2 separate regions of the Homo sapiens genome follow, and region 1 is linked to region 2. Evidence: read pairs that join two places in POLR2A ChIA-PET (ENCODE). Cell type or tissue: Panc1. All regions are shown on one strand. Links, peaks and the distances in the headings refer to the core of each region. The heading gives the core; the rest is flanking DNA. Region 1 overlaps HJURP (Holliday junction recognition protein). Region 2 has its middle 130 kb from the start of LINC01891.

What was found. ChIA-PET counts read pairs that join two places held together with the same protein. Peaks named below come from ENCODE experiments on the same cell type or tissue, not always from the same donor. Only the 100,000 strongest peaks of a DNase experiment are listed, where the experiment ranks them.
Region 1: POLR2A ChIA-PET joins it to region 2 with 5 read pairs; 1 of 35 experiments calls an interaction of 5 or more read pairs at or near these places.

What each region holds. Positions count from the first base shown.
Region 1 is chr2:233,841,332-233,844,249 of GRCh38, reverse strand. It overlaps HJURP (Holliday junction recognition protein), which reads left to right. Exons shown (of 9, transcript NM_018410.5): 7 at 1-45; 8 at 2,045-2,918. Among named protein-coding and RNA genes, the nearest start is that of HJURP, 12 kb to the left of the region's middle. In Panc1, for the core only: no CTCF peak of the experiment used is centred there; no DNase peak of the experiment used is centred there; H3K27ac peaks cover 162 bases.
Region 2 is chr2:234,325,544-234,328,461 of GRCh38, reverse strand. No RefSeq gene overlaps it. Among named protein-coding and RNA genes, the nearest start is that of LINC01891, 130 kb to the left of the region's middle. In Panc1, for the core only: no CTCF peak of the experiment used is centred there; no DNase peak of the experiment used is centred there; H3K27ac peaks cover 1,065 bases.

The DNA.
Region 1 (2,918 bases), core at 172-2,671, 480 kb after region 2:
TGACTCCGCTGCCTTCACTGGCCTCACCTGCCGTGCCTGCCCCCGGTGAGTGTGACATAGAAACTGTATGAACAGTGCGTGTTTCCTTCACTTTTGTTGGAGCTGCGTGGCCCCTCAGAGCTGCTCATACTGGCCACGCCATCATTTCCTGGTGTGTTTCATCAACATAACTTGTTAGAGATATACTTGGATTTCACTGGAAGATTAAGATGTTTCAAAATGAGCTGTTTTCTCCTCCACGTCTGCTCTTTATTCCAGTTTACTAGCTTGAAAAGTTTTGCATCTCCAGAAGCACAGGACTAGTACAGTGAACACCCTTCACTTGTTTCACAATTAACATGTTGTCATATCTGCGTTATCACCCCCTGCCACACACGTGCACACACAGTGTGTATTTATTTGCATTTGTGTATGCATTTATCCCTAAATGCCTCACACATACCTCCAAAAATCGGCTAATTCTCCTTTATGACTACAGTACGCTTAACACAGGCCAGAAATTGAACATTGATGCGGTACTGTTCTACCCATTGTGCCAGTGACGTCCTTTGCAGCCTTTCTGGTTTGCCTGATCGTTTCCGGACCCACTCAGGCTGGTACCACCGTTGCGTTTAGTCTCCCTCCATCAAGAGCGGCTCCTTGGCATTTTCTCCCTCATGGTCACCTTTCATATTATTGCCTTTCTTGAATAGCACAGGCCAGTAATTTTGCAGAATGTCCCTGAATTTGGACCTGATTGCTTCCTCGTGGTTAGGTTCACGTTAAACATTTTTGGCAAAATTACTACAGGGATGACGTGTCCTCTCAGAACATTTGGTCAGTCTGTCCCATTCTTGGTGACTTTTAGGCTGGTCATTGAGTTAAGGTAAGACCTTACTTCGATGTTTCTCATTGCGACAGGCCCTTTTTCCCTGGAGTCATCTATGTGTGATTCTTTGAGATCTCCTAGGAACCTTTTCTCTAAAAGCTTCTCACCCAGTGACTTAGAAGCCAGCAATGCGGATCGCCTGGGTGGAGGTCCCCGCCCAGGTTGTTTCTGTCTCTGCCGTTCCTTGGCACACGTCAGTTGGCATTATTCTGCTCAAAAGAGCTATCTCCCCTCTGGTTCTTTTTTTTGCTTCCTGTAGTTCCCTCTCATGCTTTGATTTATTTTATTTTTATTTTTTAGGATCAGTAGGAATTCATGGAGTCTTTTTGTTCTTTGATTCACATGTTATAATCCATTGCCGGTATGCAATTTGACGCTCAAGTAACCCCAGATTTAGCTGTCAGGGAGCCCCTTTCAGGCTGGCTTTTGTGTCGTGTAGTGCAACGACATGCGTTTTTGAGCACTTCTTCACCCCTGCCCTGATGCCATATCTGCCTCTCCCAGTTCTCACCAGCCGCAGTGAGTTAACACGTGCTCATCTGGTCAATTGTACAGCATAAAATAACTCTAGCATTGCAGCACCTGCTACCACTCTTCACAACCATCTACTAAATAAGCTTGAAAATTTCCAAGCAGCTCTTTTTATCCTTAGACAATATCTCTTTAAGAGGCAGACACTCAGAGTATTTGGACTCTTTTTTTTTCTCTTTATCAATTTAACATACAGATTTTTTTTTTGTTTGTGTTCAATTTTATGGTTTTTTCCCATCACTGTTGGTTTTTTTTTTTTAAATATAGGAAACATTTACATGATGCAAAAGTCAAAGCTATATGAAGAGGTTTGTTTAGAAGTCTTACACCCCTTCCCATCCATGTAGGTAAACAGTGTTGTCATTTTTCAGTTTCTAATTAGCTTTTGAAAAGGCATCCATCTTCTAAACAGCCTAGAGGGAAAGGAAGACACCTTTGGGAAATGTACGATGGAGAGTAGAAATCAAATTTTGATACCAAAAAATATCTCTGAGAAGAGTCTACTCCTACACATTTGTGGTGTTTTTGTTTTTGCTATTGCTTAAAAAAACATAGTCCTGATCCAATCTTAAGTTCTGTCATCTGTGCACATGGATGGTTTAGAATGGTAACACACCTTTACTTTATGTGTATCTTTTCTCCCAGGATACTGCAGTCGTATCTCCAGAAAGAGTCCTGGTGACCCAGCGAAACCAGCTTCATCTCCCAGAGAATGGGATCCTTTGCATCCTTCCTCCACAGACATGGCCTTAGTACCTAGAAATGACAGCCTCTCCCTACAAGAGACCAGTAGCAGCAGCTTCTTAAGCAGCCAGCCCTTTGAAGATGATGACATTTGCAATGTGACCATCAGTGACCTGTACGCAGGGATGCTGCACTCCATGAGCCGGCTGTTGAGCACAAAGCCATCAAGCATCATCTCCACCAAAACGTTCATCATGCAAAACTGGAACTCCAGGAGGAGGCACAGATATAAGAGCAGGATGAACAAAACATATTGCAAAGGAGCCAGACGTTCTCAGAGGAGCTCCAAGGAGAACTTCATACCCTGCTCTGAGCCTGTGAAAGGGACAGGGGCATTAAGAGATTGCAAGAACGTATTAGATGTTTCTTGCCGTAAGACAGGTTTAAAATTGGAAAAAGCTTTTCTTGAAGTCAACAGACCCCAAATCCATAAGTTAGATCCAAGTTGGAAGGAGCGCAAAGTGACACCCTCGAAGTATTCTTCCTTGATTTACTTCGACTCCAGTGCAACATATAATCTTGATGAGGAAAATAGATTTAGGACATTAAAATGGTTAATTTCTCCTGTAAAAATAGTTTCCAGACCAACAATACGACAGGGCCATGGAGAGAACCGTCAGAGGGAGATTGAAATCCGATTTGATCAGCTTCATCGGGAATATTGCCTGAGTCCCAGGAACCAGCCTCGCCGGATGTGCCTCCCGGACTCCTGGGCCATGAACATGTACAGAGGGGGTCCTGCGAGTCCTGGTGGCCTTCAGGGCTTAGAAACCCG
Region 2 (2,918 bases), core at 100-2,599:
ACATCTTTTATCAACATCTTCCAATTTCACCATTTTCCCCCAGGCTTGCTTTTATGAGAGTAAAATCAGAGACACTCATACCCCGTGGCCTTCCTTGCACACTTGATCTTCTCTGGCAGTGACTGGCATCATCATTGACCCTCTACACATGCCAGGAAATGGGACTGTCCTGGCATCCAGTTTCCACCTCCAAGGATCCTCACGGGCAACACTATTGTGATTTTGGTCCTGATAATTGGTGGGGATGGTCTGTGCATTGCAGGTGTGTTGAACGGCTCCCCTGGCCTCTACCTACCAAGTGCCAGCAGCACTTCTCTCTGGTTGTGACAACCAAAAATTTCTCCAGAATCTGGAGGGTTCAGTCACCCCCAATTGAGATGCACTGCATGATCTTTATCTTCTAGATCTGTTCACTTTTCTTTAATGCCACCTTCACCACTCCATCAGGTGCCCTCGCTGGCAGCTCCATTTCCAGTCTCATCCCCTCTATATCTTATTTGCTATCCCTTCTGTAGCCATGTTCATTTTTCTTTTTTTTTCTGAGATGGAGTCTTGCTCTGTCACCCAGGCTGGAGTGCAGTGGCATGATCTCTGCTCACTGCAACCTCCGCCTCCTGGTTTCAAACCATTCTCCTGCCTCAGCCTCCAGAGTAGCTGGGACTACAGCATGTGCTACCACGCCCGGCTAATTTTTTGTATTTTTAGTAGAGATGGGGTTTCACCGTGTTAGCCAGGATGATCTGTTCATTTTTCTAACCTTGTCCGATCGTGTCACCTTTTGCTTAAAATGTTTCAGTAGGTTCTCATTGCCCCTAAGTCAAAGGACCATATCATTTGCACAGACCCAAAACCACACGTGGTGAGACACCACATCCCCCTGGCTTCGTCGTGCCCCCTGCCCTTCATGCTCATGGTCTTTGAGCATCAGGTGCTCTTGTTCTCAGGCTCTTCCTTCATGTGGAAGGCTCTCCTCTCTCCTGTTTATCATTTAATTTAGTTGACAGGATGGAGAATGTGACTTCATTCCCTAGCATCATCCTTATTCCTGCACTCTGCACCCAGGGCCTTTTTTTTTTTTTTTTCCTTTTTTTGAGACACGGTCTCACTCTGTCACTCAGGCTGGAGTGCAGTGGCATGATCTTGGCTCACTGCAACCTGAACCTCCTAGGTTCAAGCGATTCTTCTGCCTCAGCCTCCCAAGTAGCTGGGATTACAGGCACTGACCACCACACCCAGCAACTTTTTTTTTTTTTTTTGTATTTTTAGTAGAGATGGGGTTTTACCATGTTGGTCAGGCTAGTCTCAAACTCCCGACCTCAAGCAATCCACTGGCCTTGGCCTCCCAAAGTGCTGGAATGACAGGCGTGAGCCACCACACCAGGCCTGCACCCAGGGCTTTTCTACCCCAGCACCGTTCACATTATTGTGGGTGGAGGGGGAGGCAGAGAGAGAAGGCAGGATTCTCCAATGAAACATGCTTGCGAGCTGTTGAAGCACCATGCTGTGTGCAATGGCTCATGCCTGTAATCCCAGCTACTCAGGAGGCTGAGGTGGGATCATATGAGCCCAGGAATTCAAGACCAGTCTGGGCAACATAGTGAGTCCCTGTCTATAAAAGAAAAAAAGTTCATCCAGGGTCATTTCCAAACAAATGGCCTTTGTTTGCAAATCTTCACAGGTTAATTTGGTTTCAGTCCAGATACAAGTTTGGAAGAAGAGAAATGCTAATTTTGTCTGAATTGCTAAGAAGGAAGCAGTCTTCAAAGTCACAGACTGATGAAGTTATAAGTAACCAATGAGCAGAAGGTGGGCCCTTAAGGGGCAAGCAGGCTGCACCTGAACGAGACACCCGACAAGACACACCTGAGCAGGCTCTGGGCTCCATGGTTGGAGTGATGGGGCAGCTGATCCCCACCCAAGCCATGGCACCTGGTGTCCTAGGTCGATCCGGTGCATTCAAGGACTTAATTATAATTTTTAATATTTTTCTTAAAACATATTTATTGTTCCTTTATTGTATAACTACATATTTATGGCCCCAAATTTGAAAATAACACAAAATAGAAGCAAATTAAAATCACTTATAATTTTGCCTCACAGAGTATCTGTTGACAATTTGGTTCATTTCCTTTAAAAAAATATTAGGCGTATATGCTCCATATTGTTCCATAGTCTGTTTTTGCGCTTAAGCTTTCATTTCAGCATTTCCCATTGCCATTTCTGAGTCCTTGAAAACATGATTTTCATGAATGCACTGTCCCACCTTAAGGATGGAATTGAATGGTCTTGGGGCACTGAAATTGCGACAAAGATTTAGAGCTTTAGCATTCATAAGGAATTAAGCTCTTCTCCCTTGTCAGAATTGTTTAGGAATGTGTTTAAAGTTTTGCAAATTATTTTTGCTTTGTTTTGCTTAAATTTTAGCTATAATTTATAATTTAATTGCAAAGTTTATAAAACATCCTATACAATGAGGCCTTTTTTTTGTAATACTAGATGTTCTTATGCTCTGTTTAATAGTCACTTTTGAAAATATTCTTTAGTTGCTTGAAAAGAAGGTACATTTTTTTTTTGTTTTGAGGCTCTAAATTTGTTTTTAGGTTATGCCCTAGTTGGCCATATTATTATCCAAATTTTCTATGCTTCTTAAAGTTTTCTATACATTCCTTGACTTGCAAAGGAAAACTTTTGGTCTATTAAAAATTTCCTACCACAAAATTTTGTGTGTGTGTGAATTTCTTCTGAGATTTTAAACTGTACCTGCTTTAAATATGTCAATGCTGTATAATTTGGCACATAAAGATTCATGAATGTTGTAATTTCATCATGACTATATTTTTACTAACATGAAACGATCTTTTCTGTTTATTTTCTCTTGCACATTGTTTTGTCTGATGTCATGTTTTAAACTCCTGATT